3 separate regions of the Homo sapiens genome follow, and all the other regions are linked to region 1. Evidence: read pairs that join two places in POLR2A ChIA-PET (ENCODE). Cell type or tissue: CD4-positive, alpha-beta T cell. All regions are shown on one strand.

Region 1 (8,000 bases):
CTGTGTCCATAGCAGCTAGCAGCTCAGAGGCACAGGAAATCCAGCCACCTTGGCTGCAGCCCAGGACTTAGAGGTGCAACCAGGTTGAGTGGTGACTGCATAGAGCACTGTCGGAGGCACAAACAATGACCAACACACTTGCCAGTGACCCACAGCTAGTTAGCAGTGTCCCGGGGCAGTAGGCATGACCTTCGGTGCAGAAGAGCAAGGGCCTTGGGAGGAGGCCCCAAGGGGCACGGGCACCTGGCAGCTTCAGAGGGTCCTGGTGCTGGTGGCCCTGGGGGGACAGCGGTGTCCATCTCTAGGCAGGAACTGAGCCTCAGGACATGGAGCTGCAAGCCCTGTAACACTGAGCCTCTTGCTTGAGGCCCTGAGGATCTGCTCTGGTTTTCCAGTTCATAAGATAGACAACCATGAACACGTCCTTTAGCAAATCAGAGAACCTGGGAGGCGGGGTGACAAAGTGAGCTGCGGCATGTTGGGCTGGGTCAGTGGAGCTGTGGACAGCAGTGGTGACTGCTGGCTGAGCGGCCCCACTGCCTTCTGCTGAAGGGCCTGGAAGGGCCTGACGTGCACAGTGCAAAGCAATGGTGCCTGCTGCCTGCTGGCCGAGACTAGGCGGGCACAGGATGGGCAGGTTAGGGAGTGCCCCGGGCTAGCGTGATTTGCAGAAACTGCTCTGCCTCCAGAATTCACCTCCTAGCTGCTCAGTGTGGTCCAGATCCGCCCCTGCTTCCCTCCTTCCCACAGCTCATAAAGCCAGGTTGAGGGATGTGCACAAAGGCATCCATGGAAAATGAAATTTTGCCCTCCCCACCCTTCCCCAGCAGCTTGAGAAGCCAGTTCCCAAAAATCAGTGCATCTCAGGAAGGCGAGACTGAGAGCTCCCTCAGCTGAATCCATGATGGATCCTTCTGGGAGCCAGAGGGAGCCAGTGAAGCCCCCAGCCTCCTGCGTAACGACGGAAGGGAGTCCTGCCAGACGACAGCTGCCTGGGGCTGCAGGAAGGTGCCCTAACCCTGGGAACCTCCTGGGAAAAGCAGAGTGAGGCTGAGTCCATACCCTAGATGGCTGCTGAGTTGGGGAGGCAAGGCTGACACCCAGATTTCTGGCTGGGAGAACACAGTGGAAGGATCCCAGGACCTGAGATGGGGACGAAGGAGGAGGAGCAGCTGGGGTAGGACCTGGGCACTGGCCACACGACATAAGCAGGCATGGCTGGAAGTGGAGGTGGCTCCTCTTGGGCAGGACAGGACCCGGCGCATTTCTGCCCTGACTTCACTTCTGTCCTGCTGGACCTCAGCCAGGGAGGCCCAGCCCCTACCCTCATCAATGGCAATTTCCCTGCTTCGGCAGCAGCACCTTGGCCTCCTCCGTCATCACCCTCATCTCTCCCCAACTTATAGGATCCCCTTTGTTCTCCCTCTCTAGAAACCTGCTCTCACCTGGCCTCCCTGAGACTCACGGGATTCCGAAGCCTGCAGCCCACTCAGCCAAGGGCCAGTCCTGCAGAACCTCCCAGCTTCCAGATCTGGACTCGCTTCAGCCACAGACTCTTGGAAGAAGGGAGAGAGAACTAACTACCAAGTGTTAAGTGCCTTCCGGTCTAGGTGCTCCTCCATCCTCAGCCTCTCTGACACCTCATAACTGGCAGCCCTGGGATTTGAATCTGCATATGTCTGGCTGCAAAGTCAATGCTCTTTCCTCGAGAGGACTGTGATGCCCCCATTACTCTTTTTTGGGGGAGTGGGGGGACACGGTTTTGCTACGTCACCCAGGCTGGCGTGCAATGGTGCGATCTTAGCTCACTGCAACCTCTGCCTCCCGGGTTCAAGCAATTCTCCTGCCTCAGCCTGCCGAGTAGCTGGCATTACAGGTGTGCGCCACTATGCTCGGCTAATTTTTGTATTTTTAGTAGAGACAGGGTTTCACCATTTTGGCCAGGCTGGTCTCGAACTCCTGACCTCATGATCCACCCACCTCGACCTCCCAAAGTGCTGGGATTACAGGCATGAGCCACCTCGCCCGGTCCCCATTGCTCTTAACACGGAGTCTGCCCCTTGCTTCTGCCTCTCCATCACCCTCTCCTCCCTGGCTCCTCCTTATTTCACTATAAACTCAGTTCTTCCGTTTCTAGACATGCCCTCCACCTGACCTTGCAATCTTCTCCTTCCTTTGGCCACCAGGCTTCTTACCCGGCTCTCTTCTGTTGCATCCCTGGTGTCCCGCCCCTTATCCCCCTGAGGTTTCATCAACCTCCCTCCCCTGCCAACCACTCCCCCAGAGTCACCAGTAACCCGGGGCCTCATGATTAGGTCCTTTCTTAGTCTTTATATTTCCAGGCCCCCCTACAACAACTGACACTCTCAACGGGTAAACTAGCTCTTGAAAAAAATAAGATTTCTTTCTACTTCTGACTTTAAAAGAAACACACACATACACACAAATGCATATATATGAAAGATAGAGAACGAAAGAGAGAGAAAACCACCAAGAGCCAGAAAACTGGTCATTAAGAAGCCTGATGGGCTGGGCATGGTGGCTCATGCCTGTAATCCCAGCACTTTGGGAGGCTGAGGCAGGAGGATCACTTGAGCCCAGAAGTTCGGGACCAGGCTAGGCAACATGGTGAGACCTCATCTCTACAAATAATTTTTAAAGATTAGCCAGGCCTGGTGGTGCACGCCACCAGTAGTAAACCTGTAGTCCCAGATACTTGGGAGGCTGAGGTGGGAGAATTGCTTGAGTCCAGAAGGTCGAGGCTACAGTGAGCTGTGATCGTGCCACTGCACTCCAGCCTGGGCAACAGAGCAAGAAGACCCCATGTCAAAAAAAAAAAAAAAAAAAAAAAAAAGGCCAGCATGGTGGCTCACACCTCTAATCCCAGCACTTTGGGAGGCTGAGGCTAGTGGATCACCTGAGGTCAGGAGTTTGAGACCAGCCTGGCCAACATGGTGAAACCCTGCCTCTACTAAAAATACAAAAATTAGCCCTCATGTGGTGGTGGGCACCTGTAATCCCAGCTACTCAGGAGGCTGAGGCAGGAGAATCGCTTGAACCCAGAAGGCGGAGGTTGCAGTGAGCAGAGATCGCACCACTGCACTCCAGCCTGGGTGACAGAGCAAGACTACATCTACAAAAAAAAAAAAAAAAAAAAGAAGAAGAAGAAGAAGAAGCCTGACAGTACCAGGTGTCAGAGAGGATGTGGGTTCACTGGGTTTCTCAAAGGCTGCAGATGGGAGTGTAAATTGGCACAAGCACTCAGGAAGACAGTTTGGCGTGAGTCTGTAAAGTGGGACATTCACTTATCCTCTCTGGCAGCTGCCTCTGGTGCCAGTATTGCCTCTCCTCCACTCACCTCTAATTTGCGCCCCGGCTGCAGTTCCCTTGACCTCATGACTCACCCCACGCTAACAAGTCCCACCTCAGCACAAGTTATACGTCTTTTTGTTTTCAGCCCAAGCCCAAGCACAGCCTAGAGGTGCAGGGAAGATAACATGCCAGGAGCAGCCCTTGACAGATGGGGCTCAGGAGCTTGCAGATAAAAATGTCCCTGTCATCCATTCTCTGGGCCCACAGTTCCAAAAATCAAGTTCTCCAGCAGTGACCTTGATCTCTTCCCCATCTCACTCTGCCACCTTACTCCTGCTTCCTGGGCTTACCCCACAAATAAACAACCAACAACAGACGCAGGTAGCAGCTTAGTCTCTGTCTCACGCTCTGCTCTAGGGAAACCCAAACTAAGACAACTATGACCTAGCAATTTCCCTCCTTACTTCATATACAAGAGAAACTCTTACCACATACACTAGGAAACACATGCTAGAATGTTCCTGTCAGCACAAAACCTGGAAATAATCCAGAGAACCACTGAGAGGAGAAGAGACACATACATTTTGGAATAACATACAATGAAATATTACACAGGAGCTGGGCAAATGCAACAATATAGATGAAACTTAGCGATATAATTTTGAGTGGTAAAAGGAAATCCTGGCCGGGTGGTGGCTCATGCCTGTAATCCCAGTACTTTGGGAGGCCAAGGCGGGCCGATCACCTGAGGTCAGGAGTTGGAGACCAGCCTGGCTAACATGGTGAAACCCTGTCTCTATTAAAAGTACAAAAAAAAAAAAATTAGCCTGGTATGGTGGCACATGCCTATAATCCCAGCTACTCAGGAGGCCGAGGCAGGAGAATCGCTTGAACCTGGGAGGCAGAGGCTGCAGTGAGCCGAGATCACGCCTCTGCACTCCAGCCTGGGCGACAGAGTGAGACTCTGTCTCAAAAAAAAAGAAAAGGAAAAAAAGTAAATCCCAACATATCACATTAAAAAATACATATAATTTGGGGAAACAGATGTGGGTGTGATAAAACTACATAAAAGAGAAAGCAAAAGAACACAACACAGGATTCATATTAGGGGTTGCGGTGGGTAGATAAAAGTGAGGAGAATCATATCAGTCTGTGTAAGTTCTTATCAGTATTTTAGTTTTCGTCTTGGGCAGTGGTTCCATGGATATTTTTATATTATTAAAATAGGCACCCTAATAGATAAATTCATAAATGATTCAAAGAAGGCCTTTTATGGACCGATGATGAGAATGTGTACTATATACCCAATTAGTATGACAAACCTCATTCTATGCAATTGAAGTCCAATTAAAAAGTATAATAAACAGGGCTGGGTGCAGTGGCATGCCTGTAGTCTTAACTATTCAGGAGGCTGAGATAGGAGGATCACTTGAGCCCAGGAATTGGAGGCTGCAGTGAGCTATGATTGCACTACTGTACTCCAGTCTGAGTGACAGAGCAAGACCCTGTCTCTTAAAAAAGTAAAATAAGATTATTATTTAAAAACGGAAAAATACATAAAATCACAATGAAGAAATAAAAGTTACCATCCAGAGATAATCCCTAGCTATCAACATTTAATGGATATTTTATACATTGTTCCTGTGAATAAATGTCTGTATGTGTTATCTGTATAATGGAGGTGATACTATATACAATTTTTTGAAAACGTTACAGAAATTTCAAGTCCTATATATTTATTGTAGAGTAATGAAAAAACACAAGAGGCCGGGTATGGTGGCTCACGCCTGTAATCCCGGCACTTTGGGAGGCCAAGGTGGGCAGATCATGAGGTCAGGAGATTGAGACCATCCTGGCCAACATGGTGAAACCCTGTCTCTACTAAAAATACAAAAAAATTAGCCAGGCGTGGTGGCGGATGCCTGTAGTCCCAGATACTTGGGAGGCTGAAGCAGGAGAATGGCGTGAACCCGGGAGGCGGGACTTGCAGTGAGCCGAGATCACGCCACTGCACTCCAGCCTGGGCGACAGAGCAAGACTCCGTCTCAAAAAAAAAAAAAAAGAAAAGAAAAGAAAAAAAAAAAAAGAAAATGCAAGAGGAGAAAAGAAGCAATTGAGAAAGAGCCACTGTCAACATTCTGGTGGATTTCCTTCCATTCTCTTCCTTTGCTTAACAGCACATTATGACACTTCCTCCACATCATTCAATATTCTTTGAAAACACTACCTCTCTCTACCTTAAAATTCTTTTTTTTTTTTTTTTTTTGAGATGGAGTCTCGTTCTGTTGCCCAGGCTGGAGTGCAGTGGCACAATCTCAGCTCACTGCAACCTCCACCTCCTGGGTTCAAGCGATTCTCTTGCCTCAACCTCCCGACAAGCTGGGATTACAGATGCCCGGCAACACGCCCAGCTAATTTTTGTATTTTTAGTAGAGACGGGGTTTTGCCATGTTGGCCAGGCTGGTCTCGAACTCCTGACTTCAAATGATCTGCCCGCCTCAGCCTCCCAAAGTGTTGGGATTATAGGCGTGAGCCACTGTCTCCAGCCTTTAAAATTCTTAAAGTAGTAATTTGGCAGTGGAGAAGTCTGGAAAGCACTTTCTACCAAGCGGTGGAGGTTAATATCACCTGTGGCTACCACGCACCCCCTCCTCTGATGTGAGAAGGCATTTTCCCTGTGCGGCATTCTTTCCAAAACCCCTGAGACCAGTTTAATCTGGAGAAAAGCATCAGGGAAATCCAAATTAAGAAACACTCTACAAAATACCTGACGATTACTCCTCAAAACTGTCAAGGTCATGAAAAACAAGGAATGACTGAGAAACTGTCACAGATCAGAGGAGACTAAGGGCATGGTAGCTAATGCAACGTGGTAGCCCGCACGGGAGCCTGGAACAGACAGAGGACCTGAAGGGGAAAACTGGTGGAATCCACATAAAGTTGGAGTTTAGTTAATAGTAATGTACCAATGTTGGTTTCTTAGTTTACGCAGAGACCACAGTAATAGAAGATGTTAACAATGACAGAAAATAGGTGAGGGGTAGATGGAACTTCTTATATTTTTGTAACTTTTTTGTAAGTCTAAAATTATTCCAAAATAAATAATTTATCAGGGAAAAAAAATCCACAAACCCCCAAACAGTCTTTCCTTGGCTTCCTCGAAGTCGTGCCATTGTGTTCTTCCTCCCTCTCTGACTGCCTCTGGGTGTGTTTTCATATTAAACGACAGGCACCACCTTAGGCCCTGTGAATGAGCTGGCCAACAAGGCAGACCCAGTCTGGTTCTCGCCCTTGTGGGAATACAGTCTGGCGGAGGGACTTTGGATGGAGCTGGACTTGAGGTTGGACATAGTTCCGCTTATCTCCAGCGGAGCAATCCCTAGCAAGTCATGGATTTGAAGCCCACCTTTCCTCCTCTGTAAAAAATGAATAATGAGCAGGGTGCAGTGGCTCATACCTGAATTCCCAGCACTTTGAGAGACTGAGGCAGGAGGATCACTTGAGCCCAGGAGGTCACTTGAGCCCAAGAGTTAGAGGCTGCAGTGAGCTGTAATCATGCCACTGCACTTAAGCTAGGTGACACAGCATGACCCTGTCTCTGAAAAACAAAAAAAAAACAAAAAACCCCACAAAACTATATTAGCTAAATACTACCACAAGGAAGCAGTTACCAATATTAATATCAGAAAAACTGAATTAAAGCAGAAGAACATTAATAGGAAGAAAAGGCACATTTGGCACTGATGAAAGTTATAATCTCCAAAAAAGATGTAAAAATTTATGAATTTGCATGCTCCTAAAAAAGTGTTTTTAAATATATATAAAGCAGGAACTTACAGAGGTAAAGGGAAAAAATTGACACGTTCGTAATAATTGTGTGAGATTTAAAACATTTTTTTTTTTGAGATGGAGTCTCGCTCTGTTGCCCAGGCTGGAGTGCAGTGGCACAACCTTGGTTCACTGTAACCTCTGCCTCCCGGGTTTAAGCGATTCTCCTGCCTCAGCCTCCCGAGTAGCTGGGATTACAGGTGCCTGCCACCATGCCCAGCTAATTTTTGTATTTTTAGTAGAGACAGGTTTTCGCCACATTAGCCAGGATGGTCTCGAACTCCTGACCTCAAGTGATCTGCCTGTCTTGGCCTACCAAAGTGCTGGGATTCCAGGCGTGAGCCACTGTGCCCAGCCGATTTTTTAAAATTTTATTTAAAAGTTTTTTTTAGAGACAGGGCCTCACTCTGTTACCCAGGTTGGAGTGCAGTGGTGCTATCATAGCTCACAGAAGCCTTGAACTCCTGGGCTCAAGCAATCCTCCACATCCTAGTATGCCTTCCTGTAGAGGATAGAAAGCCAAAACTCTTTCACAGATTCCCTTACAATGAGTGTTTCAGATGTGAATTATTTTCCAACACTTACTGCTATTGTGCAAGATCTGAAAAGCAGATGAGAGGCCAAGACCATTGTCCTTTTCCGTGGGCTGTTACTGCTTCCAAGCACAACTGTGGAGCTATCGAGTTTGCCCGCATCAATGTCTGGCCCCTAGTGTTGTGTATGTGGGCAGTAGAAGCAGCAGTGGCAGTGCCTGTATTAGACCTTTGTATTGTTACCCTAGCAGTGTATTTATAAATACAGTTCTAATGTGTGTTCTAGGCCCAGCCTCGGGTCCACTCCTATAGCCTGCCAGTGACTTT
Region 2 (8,000 bases), 120 kb before region 1:
CAAATTGTTAATAGTGGTTCTTTGGCTGTGCGTGGTGGCTCACGCCTGTAATCCCAACACTTTGGGAGGCCGAGGAGGGTGGATCACCTGAGGTTGGGAGAGTTCGCGACCAGCCTGGCCAACGTGGCAAAACCCCGTCTCTACTAAAAATACAAAAATTAGCCAGACATGGTGGCGCATGCCTGTAATCCCAGCTCGGGAGGCTGAGGCAGGAGAATCGCTTAAACCCGGGAGGCAGAGGTTGTGGTGAGCCGAGATTGCGCCACTGCACTGCAGCCTGGGCAACAAGAGCGAAACTTCTTCTCAAAATAAAATAAAATAAAATAAAAAAGTGGTTCTTTTTCTGGGTAGGATTGCAGGAGACTTTTGCTTTATTAAGCATCCATCTCTGTAATTTAAAAAATGTGTAAGAAGCATGTCTTATTTTTTAGCAGCTTTATTAAAGTATAATTTACATGCCATAAAATGCATGTGTCATCTTTACAGTAGTGGTGGACAGATAATTTATTTATTTATTTAAGACAGTCTTGCTCTGTTGCCCAGGCTGGAGTGCAAGTGGCGTGATCTCGGCTCACTGCAACCTCCAGGGTTCAAGCGATTCTTGTGACTCAGCTTCCCAAGAGGCTGGAATTACAGGCATTCACCACCATGTCTGGCTAATTTTTGTATTTTTAGTAGAGACGGGGTTTTGCCATGTTGGCCAGGCTGGTCTCTAGCTCCTGGCCTCAAGCAATCCGCCCACCTCGGCTTCCCAAAGTGCTGGGATTATAGGCATGAGCCACAGTGCCCAGCCAGGGCCAGATTTTAAAAAACACAAATAGAAGGAAATATTTCTTTCTTTCTTTCTTTCTTTTTTTGTTTTTTTGAGATGGAGTCTCGCTCTGTCGCCCAGGCTGGAGTGCAGTGGCATGATTTCGGCTCATCGCAACCTCCACCTCCCGTGTTCAAGCAATTCTCTGCCTCAGCCTCCCAAGTAGCTGGGATTACAGGCGTCTGCCACCATGCCCCACTACTTTTTGTATTTTTAGTAGAGATGGGTTTCATCATCTTGGCCAGGCTGGTCTCGAACTTCTGACCTCGTGATCCACCTGCCTTGGTCTCCCAAAGTACTGGGATTACAGGCATGAGCCACTGCGCCCAGCCAGAATGAAAGGTTTCTATGCAAGCACAGTGGCTCATGCTTGTAATCCCAGCACTTTGAGAGGCCAAGGTGGGAGGATTGCTTGAGCCCAGGAGTTTGAGAAGGAAAGGTTTCTGACATTGAGGCTAATCTAATCTTTTGTCCCTTTGCCTGCCCTTCTGTTTCCTTCCCCATAATGGTTTTCCCTCAGCTCCTTCTCAGACCCTCAATATCTCTGAGTGGCATAAAAACTCTTTTTCTAGGCCAGGCACAGAGGCTCATGTCTCTAATCCCAGCACTTCGGGAGGCCGAGGCAGGCAGATCACCTGAGGTCAGGAGTTTGAGACCAGGCTGGCCAACATGGCAAAAACCCTGTCTCTACTAAAAATACAAAAATTAGCCGGGCGTGGTGGCAGGCGCCTGTAATCCCAGCTACTGGCGAGGCTGAGGTGGGATAATCGCTTGAACCTGGGAGGCGGAGGCTGCAGTGAGCCAAGATCACGCCATTTTACTCTAGCCCTGGGAGACAAGAACAAAACTCCATTTAAAAAACAAAAAACCCACCTCTTTTTTTTTTTTTTTATGTGTGCCTATAAAAGGAGAGGTTCCACTAGATGACTTCTAAGGTCCTTTCAGGTACCAGTTGGGGTGAGTTGATAGTCCTGGTCTCTCTCCTACTAAAACTTGTTCTTAGGAAGGATCAGTGATTTTTTTTTTGTATTATTAGTAGAGACGGGGGTTCACCACATTGGCCAGGCTGGTCTCGAACTCCTGACCTCTGGTGATCCACTTGCCTTGGCCTCCCAAAGTGCTGGGATTACAGGTGTGAGCCACCATGCTTGGCCAGGATCTGGTAATCTCATTCTCATTACATGAAAATATCTGATGAGGCCCAGTTTATTTTTCTCTCTTGTGATATTTGCATTTTAACAAAAGATGAACTATCATTTTTGGCTTCAAACCAAGAGGAAAACCTCCAACTGTTCAGTTTCTACACATACAGGGGTAAGGGATATGTTTGAGTGGGCAGGACGACCTTTTCGGCATCCTTGAAAACACAGCAGCAGATAGGAAGTTAGGATCATTGATGTGGAGATGGGTAGGTACTCAAGGTTGCCACTAGGTAAAATGGGACCCACTATGGGTGGGAAAGTCAAGATTTTGGCCATAGCACTTGGCAGAATTAAGAAAGCTGTGGACCATTGGGGAAGGAGTCCTCTCAATTTCACATATGACCTTAATTGCCCTGTTTAAGCTAGTACTTTGAAGTTTCAGTGTGTAGAAACATTATCACCGGTCAGATAGCATATATTAAACATTTATACAGGTACAGATAATCTAAGTCACTCTGAAAGAGGTTGATATAATGAAAAGAATTCACACTGTTAGACCAACATCCAGAATGTGGTACACTGTAACCCCGTTCTTATTAGGAGAGGCAGACACACAGTGGTTGAGGAAGTGGGGCCCTGGAAATATATTTGCTGGGTTCAAATCCTCCTGGCTCTATCATGTACTACCAGTTGGGTGGCCTTGGTCAAGTGGCTTCACTGTTATTTATCTCAGTTTCTCCATGAAATGGGAATAACAGGGTAACAATATTAATAGTAATGTAAAATGGAGATAACAATAATTCCCACACCTTGGGGTTATGAAAGTTAAATTTGTTAATACATATCAAGTGCTTAGAACAGTGCCTGGCGTGGCCGGGCACGGTGGCTCACGCCTGTAATCCCAGCACTTTGGGAGGCTGAGGCGGGCGGATCACCTGAGGTCAGGAGTTCGAGACCAGCCTCACCAACATGGAGAAACCCCATCTCTACTAAAACTACAAAATTAGCTGGGCGCGGTGGTGCATGCCTGTAATCCCAGATACTCAGGAGGCTAAGGCAGGAGAATCGCTTGAACCCGGGAGGCAGAGGTTGCGGTGAGCCGAGATCGCGCCATTGCACTCCAGCCTAGGCAACAAGAGCGAAACTTCATCTCAAAAAAAAAAAAAACAAAACAAAACACTGCCTGACACATAGTAAGTGCTCAATAAATGTCAGCTATGAACATCATTACCTCCTAATCCCTTTGTGTAGGAAACCTTGATGCTTCATTTCCAACAGCTCTAGCTTCAGTTATTAATAAATCCTTTTCTATTTTCCAACTGCCAAATGGGGAAACTGAGTCACAGGGTATCAGAGAATGCTGTGAAGGGAACACAGAAGGCAGGGCAGCGCCAGAGGTTCAAGTGCAGTAGGCCCTTCATATTCCTGAATTCAACCAACAAGGGATCTAAAATATTCAGGAAAAAAAAATAGCATCTTCACTAAACATGTACTTTTTTTTGGTCATCATTCCCTAAACAATACAGTATAACAACTACATAACATTTACACTGTATTAGGTATAAGTAATCTAGAGATGATTTAAAGTATACGAGAGGATGTGTGTAGGTTATATGCAAATACTATATACCATTTTATATTTTTTATTTTATTTTTTATACTGAGTCTAGCTCTGTCGTCCAGGCTGGGGTGCAGTGGCGCAATGTCGGCTCACTGCAACCTCCGCTTCCTCGGTTCAAGCGAAGATTCTAGTGCCTCAGCCTCCCGAGTAGCTGGGATTACAGGTGCCCGCCGCCATGCCCAGCTAATTTTTCTATTTTTTTAGTAGATACGGGGATTTCATCATGTTGGCCAGGCTGGTCTCGAACTCCTGACCTCAAGTGATCCTCCCGCCTCGGCCCCACAAAGTGCTGGGATTACAGGCGTAAGCCACCGAGCCCAGCCCATTTTATATTTTATAACAGGGACTTGATTATCCGCAGATTTTGGGATCCGCAGGTGTCCTGGAACCAACCAATCCCTCACGGATAGGGAGCGACCTACGGGCCTGCAGTCCCCGAGCGGCTCCCCGTCCCCGCCAGGCCTCCGCTGCCCCACGTGAAAGATGAACTAAAGAGGCTGAGTCACGTTTCTCAACTTTTCCCTCTCCCTCGTTGCCAGTTCCCGAAGTCGTTTTCTTCTCTGGCCGAACTCCAGTCCCACTTGATGGCGGTGGAGCTGGGGATCCTGACTGTGGATCGGCCCCGGGAAGGATCCCGCGGAGGCCGCCGCCTTCCCGTCCACTCAGGCCCCAGCCGAAGCTTTCCAGCTCCCGCTGGCACCGGGACAGCGAGCCCCTCCGCGCGCGGACCCACGCCCCGAGCGACCCTTGACTTCTCCCGGAATTCACAGCTTCACTCCCTCCCCTCCCCCAAAGGCGGACGCAGGGGAAGCTCTAGTGCCTGAGGAGGCCGCAGAGTGCGAACTGCAGCGGCTCGGGGTACGACACCAGGGCTTCCTGCACAGGCAGAGAGGCCAGGGGCGGGGGATTCATGCAAACAGCTGGAGCCAGCGCCCTGCCCCCTCCGCCCCGCCCCTGCAAAAGAGGGCTGTAAAATTCCGGAAGAGAGATTAGAGGCAGGGGATGGGTGGGGCCGTGAATAGTACATTCCTTCCTCCCCCTGCCTCCTTCTACCCAGTTATCACTCTGGGAGGGTTGAGTCGTCTCTTGGCCTTCTCTTGTCCGGTGCACTGGCAGCGTCCAGACATGGGGCTTGAAACCTCCCATGCTCATCGGAACTTTGTGGAGCCTGGATCGCTTATTTCGCAGCTCATGACTCCATCTGGTTTCGGGCTCGGAAATTTTGGTTGTTACTTGCAACTGGGTCTTTTCAACTGGGTCTTTTCCATAAGAGTGCTTCATAGGCCTGTCTGTGCATTTGTTAGTAGTTCCTATTTATTGAGCGAACTTTGCAATGGAGGCATACTTTATTTAGTGTTGGAGGGAAGGAACATGAAGGCTTAGAGAGGCTGCGAAACCTCAAAGCCACACAATGGCAGAGCCAGGAATCAACTCAGCGATTGGTTCCACACATTTCCCACCACATCCTGCTGATTCCTTTGCTTCAGGTCTTTAAAAGGCAAGACTTATTTGTTAGGGGGTAGGGAAGTAACATTTATGGACCATCTCCCACTGTGCCAGCTACTTTAAATATATTGTCTTTAATCACTTAATTTGTCACAACACTTCAAGACAGATGTGATCACCATGCCCATATTACAGATGAGGAAAACTTTAGAGGTGAGGAGTTTAAGGGCCAGAGCTGGGATTCCTGTACAGTCATACTGCAAGGCCTGTGCTGTTTCTAAAACCACAGTTAATGTCTGCATAGTGCTTGACAGTTTACAAAGCAAAGTATTTTCAAGCTCTTCATTTGAGAGCTATCATCCTATTTCATAGATGAAGAGAAAGGTTCATTTGTGAAGTTACAACATCTCTTGAAGATCACAAAACTAATGGTAAGTTGCAGAATCTGTAATTTTGAAATAAACTGCAGAGCTGGTGGTATCAAGGCTCATTTCATTTATTCATTGCACGGTGCCAAGTACCAACTAATAATAATACTAGCTAACATTTATTGAATACTTAACATGAGTTCAATGCATGAGTTATGCACACTAAGTCCTTTAGTCCTCAAAAAACCTTTTTTTGAAGTTTACCTTTTCTGTTTTACAGATGGGGAAATAGTTATTTCATCAGGGAGATGAAATAACTCCCCAAGTCTACATGACAACAAAATGGCAATGCAAAGATGCCAGATGAATTAGTGTAAAATCCCAGGGTGGGAACCAGTCACCTGTTCCCAACCTCTGTGTAAACCACTTTTCTGAGGGCTTCAGTTTCTTTACCACACGATCATGACTTGTTTTCTTGTTTTTTTCTTTTTTTTCTTTTTTTGAGACACAGTCTCACTCTGTCGCCCAGGCTGGAGTGCAATGGTGCAATCTCAGCTCACTGCAACCTCCGCCTTCCCGGTTCAAGTGATTCTTCTGACTCAGCCTCCCGAGTAGCTGGGATTACAGGTAGGCACCACCACGCCCAACTAATTTTTTTTTATATTTTTAGTAGAGACGGGGTTTTGCCATGTTGGCCAGGCTGGTCTCGAACTCCTGGCCTCAGGTGATCCGCCTTCCTCGGCCTCCCAAAGTGCTGGGATTACAGGCATGAGCCACTGTGCCCGGCAGACCATTACTTGTTTTTCTAACCCCTGTGTGTGGTGGGCCCACATAGCTCCTGCTCTCAAGGAGCTAATGCTCTGTAAAATCAGCCAAGAGTACTGCCAGCTTGCCCCACAGGGGCACTGGGAAGATTAATCAGCGAATGGCACTTGGAATGCTTCAGCAAAAGCACTGGATAAACTCAGGGCACTTATGCGTGAAACTCACTGCTAGGGGTGTTTCCTGCTGTAATAAGGCACCTGCAGCCCAGTTCCTGATCTGTTTGAGATGTGGAGAGAGTAAAACCATGTTACAGCCTTCTGTGGGAAGCCATTTGGATGTCGGGGTGAGAGCATCTCTCTGCTTTCCGGGGGGTAAGGGAATGTGGCAGTGGTGTCATAGTCTAGGACCTTTCCCTCTCAGAGGCAGATATTTTTTTCAGCATTTCACAAGGGTTTCCAGCTTATTCTGAGGACACCAGTTATTGACTGAAGTCAGAAACGAATATCATGATTATTTGGGCTTCAGAGGCAGACAAACCTGGGGTGAATCCTGTTTCTGTCATTTCTTCTCTCTGAGCCTCTGGTTCCTTCTTTTTTTTTTTTTTTTTTTGAGACGGAGTCTTACCCTGTCGCCCAGGCTGGAGTGCAGTGGCATGATCTCAGCTCGGCTCACTGCAATCTCCGCCTCCCAGATTCAAGCAATTCTCTTGCCTCAGCCTTCTAAGTAGCTGGGATTACAGGCGCACGCCACCACGCCTGGCTAATTTTTGTATTTTTAGTGGAAACAAGGTTTCACCATGTTGGTCAGGCTGGTCTCAAACTCGTGACCTCGTGATCTGCCTGCCTCGGCCTCCCAAAGTGCTGAGATACAGGCGTGAGCCACTGCAACTGGCCTTTTTTTTTTCTTTTTTCTGAGACAGAGTCTCGATCTGTTGCCCAGGGTGGAGTGCAGTGTTGTGATCTCAGTTCACCACAACCTCCGCCTCCCAGGTTCAAGTGATTTTCCTGCCTCAGCCTCCCAAGTAGCTGGGACTACAGGCATGTGCCACCATGCCCGGCTAATTTTTGTATTTTTAGTAGAGACAGCTTTTCGCTATGTTGGCCAGGCTGGTCTGAAACTCCTGACCTCATGATCTGCCTGCCTTGGCCTCCCAAAGTGTGGGGATTACAGGCGTGAGCCACCGCGCCTGGCCTTTCTCAAGTGTTTTCATACGTTATTATCGATACGTGAAAGAGCCCATGAGGTAGCTGATTATTATTTCCATTTAATAGTTGATAATACTTCCCTTTTTTAATGGGGGTAATAGTACCTTCTTAATAGGGTCATTTTGAATCATAAACTTGATAATAGATTTTATTTTATTATTTATTTATTTTGAGATGGAGTTTTGCTCTTGTTGCCTAGGCTAGAGTGAAGTGGCGCGATCTTGGCTTACTGCAACCTCCGCCTTCTGGGTTCAAGTGATTCTCCTGCCTTAGCCTCCTGAGTACCTGGGCTTATAGATGCCTACCACCACTCTCGGCTAATTTTTGTATTTTTAGTAGAGATAGGGTTTCACCATGTTGGCCAGGCTGGTCTCAAACTCCTGACCTCAGGTGATCCACCCGCCTCGACCTCCCAAAGTGTTGGGATTACAGGCATGAGCCGCTGTGCCGGGCCTTGATAACATTTTAAAACGTTTCAATCAGGACTTGAAAAAGAGTAGATGCTTAATAAAAGGTAACTATGGCTGGGTGCAGTGGTTCATGCCTATAATCCCAACACTTTGGGAGGCCAAAGTGTGAAGGTTGCTTGAGCCCAGGAGTTCAAGACCAGTCTAGGCAACATGGCAAGACCTCCATCTCTAC
Region 3 (8,000 bases), 62 kb before region 1:
AGTCTCAAATGACTCTTCAGCCTTGGTCTCCCAAAGTGCTGGGATTATAGGAATGAGCCACAGCGCCTGGCCAGATAATTGCTTTTGAATACTGGAAGACTATTTCTTCAGTTTTTAAAAATTCTGTTTACAATGTGATGGCTACAGACATGATACACTTTTAAGTAAAAGCCGCATTACTAACATTTTCTCCTTTACTTTCATAAGTCTAAACAATCAATAAAACAATAAATAAATCAAGTTCTGACTTATAGCATGTGGTAATTTCCATGGTTAGTTTCAAGCTACCAATTGACATCACTGAACACAGAGCTGGGAAACGAGGTGCAGTGGCACATCATTATGGCATTTCCACCATATAGATACAGTAAGTATAAGAGCATGGATAATAAAGCCTAGTAAAATAATTAGGAAGTGATGAGTTTTAAGAATTTATGACCTTTGTTATTAATTTAATTTATATTTGATTGTAAGTCTCTTCAACTAATTTTTTAATAATGACTGTATTGGCTGGGCACAGTGGCTCACGCCTATATTCTTAACACTTTGGGAGGCCAAGGCAGGCAGATCACCTGAGGTTGGGAGTTCGAGACCAGCCTGACCAACATGGAGAAACCCCATTTCTACTAAAAATACAAAATTAGCTGGGCATAGTGGCGCATGCCTATAATCCCAGCTACTCAGGAGGCTGAGGCAGGAGAATCGCTTGAACCTGGGAGACAGAGATTGCAGTGAGCCGAGATCGCGCCATTGCACTCCAGCCTGGGCAACAACAGTGAAACTCCATCTCAAAAAAAAAAAGCTGTATCTAACAACCAGCTTGCAACATTTCTGAAATTTAGTAATCAGCTCTCATTTGATGCAAGCTGGCTCCAACCAACAAACCACCGTGTCTAGTCAGTCATTTCCATACTGATTCTCTGCCACAGCCCATCAATCCATCTGTCACTTTCTCACCTGTAACACATACATTTACCCTGTGATTCATTTTCTATTCATTCCTCAAGCCACCACAACCTGACTTGTCGTTTCCACGACAGACCCTTTGCTAGGAAGTAAAGGATTCTTTTCTTTCCCTTGCCCTGTGAATTCCAGTGTCCTCAGGGCTCTGTCTTGGGTCATCTGCTTTCTCTTTCTATACACTGTGCTTTGGTGATCTCATTCAAACCCTGACATTAAGTATACTGATGGCTCCCAAGTCTATAATTCTAACCCATGCGCCTCTCTGGAGTTCCAGACCCATGTGTCCAGCAGTCTATTGGACATCACTTGTTTGTCTTCTTGGTAATTCAAACTCAGCATTTCAAGAACATATTTGTTGTTTCCCCAGACTCCAACCTCCACCTCACAAATCTGATGTCGCCTCTCTTTTTCCTGTCTCATTAAATGGAGATACCTTACCTACTAAGTCATCTGAGCCAGACACCTGGGAGTCATCCTCACTTATTTTTTTTTTTTTTTGAGGAGGGGTCTCACTCTGTTGCCTAGGCTGGAGTGCAGTGGCACAGGTCTCAGCTTACTGCAGCCTCTGCCTCTGGGCTCAAGTGATCCTCCCACCTCAGCCTCCCGAGTACCTGGGACTACAGGCACACACCACCAGCACCCGGCTAATTTTTGTATTTTTGTAGAGATCGGGTTTCTCCATGTTGCCCAGGCTGGTCTTGAACTCCTGGACTCAAGCAATCCACCCATCTCGGCCTCCCAAAGTGTTGGGATTACAGGCGTGAGCCATCGAACCCATGCAGTGTCCTGATCCTGGTTCAATGCAGCCTCGATCTCTCCAGACTCAAATGATCCGCCCACCTCAGCCTCCCGAGTAGCTGGGACTACAGATTCAGGGCATCACGCCCAGCTAATTGTTTTATTTTTTATAGAGATGGGGCCTTGCCATGTTGCCCAGGATGGTCTTGAACTCCTGGCCTCAAGTAATCCTCCCACCTTAGCCTCCCAAAGTGCTGGGATTGCAGGCATGAGCCACCACACCCCACCCATCTTCACTTTTTACTCTGGTACCAAATCCAGATTGATCCAGTCATTCATTTATCCATCTGTTGAACTTTCCGGCAAATATTTAATAGAACAGCTGCATAGTATATTGGGTAAGAGCACTGGAGCCTGAAGTCAGCCTGCCAGGCATCAGATCCTGGCTCTGCCATTTAACTAGCTTTGGAAACCTTGGGAAATTTGCTTGCCCACTCTGTGTTTCAAGGTTTTTTTTTTTTTTGACAGAGTCTCACTCTGTCATCCAGGCTGGAGTGCAGTGGTGCGATCTTGGCTCACTGCAACTTCTGTCTCCTGGGTTCAAGTGATTCTCTTGCCTCAGCCTCCCACATAGCTGGGATTACAGGTGTGTGCCACCACACCCATCTAATTTTTGTATTTTTAGTAGAGACGGGGTTTCACCATGTTGGCCAGGCTGATCTCAAACTCTTGATGACTGTCTTCTTATAAGGACAACAGTTATAGTGAATTAAGTGTCCACCCTACTCTAGTGTGATCTCTTCTTAACTAATTACATCTACAATGACTCTATTTCCAAATAAGGTCACATTCTGAGGTACTGGGGGTTAGGACTTCAACATAGCTCTTTTGGAGGGACATACTCTGCTATAGTCAGAATGTTTGTGTTCCCCTCAAATTCATATGTTGAAATCCTAACTCCTAAGGTGATGGTATTAGGAGGTGGGGTCTTTGGGAAGGCAGAACACTCATGATTGGGATTAGTGCCCTTATAAAGAGACCCCAGAGAGCTAGCCTGGCCCTTCTACTATGTGAGGACATAGTAAGAAGGCACTATCTGTGAACCAGGAAGTGGGCCCTCACCAGACACTGAGGCTGTCAGGGCCTTGATCTTAGACATCCAAGCCTCCAGAACTATGAGTAACAAATTCTGTTGTTTATAAGCCACCCTGTTATAGCAGCCCAAATGGACTAAGACAGCGTTCAATGCGTAACAGGCAGGAACTCTGATACAGGAATCATATCTGCTTTCTGACCTTGTGTGGCTCACAGTCTAATGTGCGGCAGTTGTTAATGTCTTACTTCCTGTCCCCGCCCACCGCGACTGTCTTAGTTCCTTTTGTCTCACAACAGCCTCCTGAGTAGACCCTAGTCTGGCCCCACCATAGTGCATCCTCCATGGGGTGTCAGAGTGATCTTTCCAACACATAGGTTGATCATGGCACCTCCTTCTGAAGCTCCCTGGGCCTTCAGGTAAAGGTTTAGCATGAAAAATCCTTCTAGTTCTAGCTCCTTCCTGCTTGTCTGCACTGAACCTTATACCACAGCCCAGAAAACTGTTTGTAGTTCCCTGATCATATTCTTCTTCTTCTTCTTTTTTTTTTTTTTTTGAGATGGAGTTTTGCTTTGTTGCCCAGGCTGGAGTGTAATGGCGCAATCTCAGCTCACTGCGACCTCTGCCTCCCAGGTTCAAGCGATTCTCCTGCCTCAGCCTCCTGTGTAGTAGCTGGGATTACAGGCGCCTGCCACCACACCTGGCAAATTTTTGTATTTTTAGTAGAGACGGGATTTCACCATGTTGGCCAGGCTGGTCTTGAACTCCTGACCTCAGGTAATCCACCCATCTCGGCCTCTCAAAGTGCTAGGAATACAGGCGTGAGCCACCACGCCGGCTATATTTTTTAAAATTTAAAATTACTTCCTTAGGCACAACTCAACAACAAAAAGACAAACAACCCAATTTAAAAATGGGCAAAGACTTGAGTAGACATTTCTCCAAATAATATATATAAATGGCCAAAAGCACATGAAAAGATGCTCAATGTCATTAATCACTAGATTAATGCGAATAAAACTACAATGAGATACCACTTCATACCCACTAGGATGGTTATAATAAGAAAAGTAACAAGTGTTGGCGAGGATGTGGAGAAGGAGAAATTGGAACATTGCTGGTGGGAATGTAAAATGGTGCAGCTGCCGTGAAAACAATTTGGCAGGACCTCAATAAGCTAAACATAGAATTCATAGAATACTGTCTGACCCAGCAGTTCCACTTCTAGGTATGTACTCAGAAGAATTGAAAACAAGTGTTCAATTGATGGCTCACGCCTGTAATCCCAGCATTTTGGGAGGCTGATGCGGGAGGATCACCGAGGTCAGGAGTTCGAGACCAGCCTGACCAACATGGAGAAACTCCATCTCTACTAACAATACAAAATTAGCTGGGTGTGGTGGCACATGCCTATAATCCCAGCTACTCAGGAGGCTGAGGCAAGAGAATCGCTTGAACCCGGGAGGCGGAGGTTGCGGTGAACCGAGATCACACCATTGCACTCCAGCCTGGCCAACAAGAGCAAAACTCCGTCTCAAAAAAAAAAAAAAAAAAAAGAAAAACAAAAAGAAAACAAGTGTTCAAATAAAAACTGTACACAAATGTTCATAGCAACATTATTCACAATAATCCAAAAGTGGAAATGACCACCCATGGATGGACAAAGAAAATGTGGTATCTCTATACAATGAAATATTACTCAGCCAGACTGGGCGCGGTGGCTCACGCCTATAATCCCAACACTTTGGGAGGCCGAGGTGGGTGGATCACTTGAGGTCAGGAGTTTGAGACCAGTCTGGCTAACATGGTGAAACCCCGTCTCTACTAAAAATACAAAAATTGGCCAGGCACGGTGGCGGGTGCCTGTAATCCCAGCTACTCGGGAGGCTGAGGCAGGAGAATGAATCACTTGAACCTGGGAGACAGAGGTTGCAGTGAGCCAAGATTGTGCCACCGCCCTCCAACCTGGGTGACAGAGCAAGGCTCCATCTAAAAAAAAAAAAAAAAAAGAAATATTACTCAGCCATAAAAAGATGTGCAGTCCTGAAGTCCTGATATATGTCAGAACGTGGATGAGCCTCAAAACCCTAATGTTAAATGAAAGAAGCCGGACAGAGTCACATAACGTGTGATTCTGTTTATATGAGTAATATCCAGAAGAGTTAACTTTATAGGGGAACAAAAGTAGATTGGTGGTTGCTAGGGGATGAGGGGAGGGGAAAATGGGGATTAATTGCTTAATGTATATGGGGTTTTATTTTGGGCTTATGAAAATGTTTTGGAAATAGGGTGGTAGTTGCAGGGCACTGTGAAGGTACTAAACGTCATGGATTTGTACACTTTAAAATATTTAATTTTATGTTATGTGAATTTTATGTCAATAAAAGAAATAAAAACAAAAAAGAATGAAGTATTGATGCATGCTACCATGTGGGTGAACCTTGAAAACATTTTGCTGAAGTGAAAGAAGCAGACAGAGAAGGTCACATATTGTGTGATTCCATTTATATGAAGTATCTAGAATAGGCAAATTCATAGAGACAGAAAGCAGATGAGTGGTTGCCAGAGTCCGAGGGAGGCGGGATGGGGAGTGGCTGTTTAATGGACATGGGGTTTCCTTTTTGGGTGATGAAATGTTTTGGAACTAGATAGTGGTAATGGTTGTACACTATTGTGAATGTACTGAATGCCACCGAATCACAGACTTTAAAATGGTTAAAATGGTAAATTTTATGTTGTGTATATTCTACCACAATAACAAATATTTCCTTAAGAAAGATGTTCTGAAGTGAAGCCAGAGTCAAAGAATGTGAGAATTTTATAAATTCTTGGGGCGTGTTGCTGAATTTATGTTGAGAAGGGATCATTCGTTGCCTTCCCTCCAGGAATGTTTAAGAACCTGTATTGCATCTTTGCTAGACTTGAGTATCGTGGTTAAAAAACAAAGCAGCCAGGCGTGGTGGCTCACGCCTGTAATCCCAGCACTTTGGGAGGCCGAGGCGGGCGGGTCACCTAAGGTCGGGAGTTCGAGACCAGCCTGACCAACATGGAGAAACCCTGTCTCTACTAAGAGTACAAAATTAGCCGGGAGTGGTGGCGCATGCCTGTAATCCCAGCTACTCAGGAGGCTGAGGAAGAGAATCGCTTGAACCCCGGAGGCAGAGGTTGTAGTGAGCTGAGATCGCGCCAGTGTACTCCAGCCTGGGTGACAGAGTGAGACACTGTCTCAAAAAAATAAATAAAATAAATAAACAAAGCAAAATGGCCTCGCTAATTTGATATAACACGGTGCCTCTTCAGGAAAGTTCTCTTGCTTCCAGGTTAACTTGAATGAGAAGAGTGTTTAGGAACACAGCCAGAATAAAAGGATTTTAGAGGTAGGAGAGGCCTAGAGAGCTTCGAGACCATTGCATCTCATTTTTATCGGACCAGTATTTAGTAAATAGCTTACTATTCTGAAATAAAATACATAGATAAAATAATCTACCTGAAGTCTATATGATACAGTGCTTTAGACAATATGAGTTTTGGAGTAAACTTCCTGGGTTCAAATGCCTGTTCAGCTGCTCACCAGCCTTGTGGGCTCTGGCACCACTCTGTGCCTCAGTTTCTTCATCTATAAAATGGAGCTAATGACAGTGTTGCCTCATAGAATTGTCTGAGGATTAAATGTATGTGTATGTATATAAATATAAAATATGCTTAGGCTTATAATTGAACTGTACAAAAGAGGAGAAATAGAAGGAAAGTAATTTATAATAAATGCACTTTAAATTTGTAAATATCTAGGCACGATTACCCTAGGAAGACACTGAAATAGATGTTTGCACCTATGCATAGAATCACCCCAGATGTCACAGCTATAAATTCATATTGGTTCGACTACATTGCACCTCAAAAGCCATGAGTGTTGTTATTGGTGACATGCTCTATTGCCTAGGCTGGAGTGCAGTGGTGTGATCTCGGCCCACTGCAGCCTCTGCCTCCCAGGTTCAAGCAATTCTCCTGCCTCAGCTACCTGAGTAGCTGGGATTACAGGTGGGCATCACCACACCTGGCTAATTTTTGTATTTTTAGTAGAGACGGGGTTTCACCTTGTTGGCCAGGCTGGTCTTGAACTCCCGATCTCAGGTGATCCACCCGCCTTGGCCTCCCAAAGTGCTGGGATTACAGGCGTGAGCCACCACTCCCAGCCATGGGAAGTATTTTTAAACAACCATACTTGCATGTACAGGCTTTTCATCTTCATAAATGTTTAATGGGATATTTGGAAGTGGGACATGGGACCATTCTTTATTGGGTGGGATTTCCCACGTTTCCAGATGTCTAGCATCCTTAGTCCCCTCCTCTAAATGTCAGTATGCTGTAGTGAGTGGTTCCACCCCCACTGAGAACCACTGAGACTACTCCAACCCTCTTCTTTTCCCGACCAGTTTCCTGAGAGATTCAGAGAGGATTTTTTTTTTTTTTCAGAGATAGGTTCTGGAGAATACATACTCTCTCCACTTCTGCTCACTCTGTCACCCAGGCTGGAGTGCAGTGGTGTGACCAGAGCTCACTGCAACCTTGAACTCCTGGGCTTAAGCGATTCTCCCATCACAGCCTCCGGAGCAGCTGGGATTACAGGTGTGTGCCACCATGCCCGGCTAATTTTAAACAGTTTTTGTAGAGACTGGTGGCGGGGGGATCTTGTTCTGTTGCCCAGAATGGTCTTGAACTCCTGACCTCAAGCTATCCTCCTGTCTTAGCCTCCCAAAGCTCTGGAATTACAGGCCTGAGCCACCATGCCCGGCCTAGAGAGGGAATTTAAAATCGGCAGCTATGACAGTGACTGCTTGTTCACCCCAGGCCCACCTTCAGCCTTGTGATCAGCTGGAAGATGCCTTGTTAGTAACCCAGACTCTGCCTGCCCTGCTGCATTTATCCAATGTATTTCTCTTTTGGGGGCCTTCTTCTTCCCTATCTCTCACCTCCATCCTCCCAACACCTGATCCATTAGCAAGTCCTGTTGGCTATCCCTCCGAATATGTGACCGACCACAGTAGGCTTCTCCTCGTTCTCTGCTCCACTCTTGTCCCACTACAGTCTATTCTCATGGCAGCCAGAGGAGCTTTAAAAAAAATTTATGGCCGGGCGCGGTGGCTCACGCCTGTAATCCCAGCACTTTGGGAGGCCGAGGCGGGCAGATCATCTGAGGTCGGGAGTT

The links. ChIA-PET counts read pairs that join two places held together with the same protein. Peaks named below come from ENCODE experiments on the same cell type or tissue, not always from the same donor. Only the 100,000 strongest peaks of a DNase experiment are listed, where the experiment ranks them.
Region 2: POLR2A ChIA-PET joins it to region 1 with 11 read pairs; 14 of 35 experiments call an interaction of 5 or more read pairs at or near these places.
Region 3: POLR2A ChIA-PET joins it to region 1 with 12 read pairs; 11 of 35 experiments call an interaction of 5 or more read pairs at or near these places.

What each region holds. Positions count from the first base shown.
Region 1 is chr1:31,822,735-31,830,734 of GRCh38, reverse strand. No RefSeq gene overlaps it. Among named protein-coding and RNA genes, the nearest start is that of SPOCD1, 11 kb to the right of the region's middle. RefSeq lists enhancers at 3,152-3,341, 3,432-3,531. In CD4-positive, alpha-beta T cell, no CTCF peak of the experiment used is centred here; a DNase peak (open chromatin) is centred at 3,224; H3K4me3 peaks cover 649 bases; H3K27ac peaks cover 2,006 bases.
Region 2 is chr1:31,941,025-31,949,024 of GRCh38, reverse strand. No RefSeq gene overlaps it. Among named protein-coding and RNA genes, the nearest start is that of PTP4A2, 6.7 kb to the right of the region's middle. RefSeq lists enhancers at 4,691-4,740, 4,324-4,858. In CD4-positive, alpha-beta T cell, no CTCF peak of the experiment used is centred here; DNase peaks (open chromatin) are centred at 4,054, 4,484 and 4,994; H3K4me3 peaks cover 1,687 bases; H3K27ac peaks cover 2,124 bases.
Region 3 is chr1:31,884,434-31,892,433 of GRCh38, reverse strand. No RefSeq gene overlaps it. Among named protein-coding and RNA genes, the nearest start is that of PTP4A2, 50 kb to the left of the region's middle. RefSeq lists enhancers at 2,750-2,899, 3,190-3,239, 5,464-5,513. In CD4-positive, alpha-beta T cell, no CTCF peak of the experiment used is centred here; a DNase peak (open chromatin) is centred at 3,053; H3K27ac peaks cover 1,074 bases.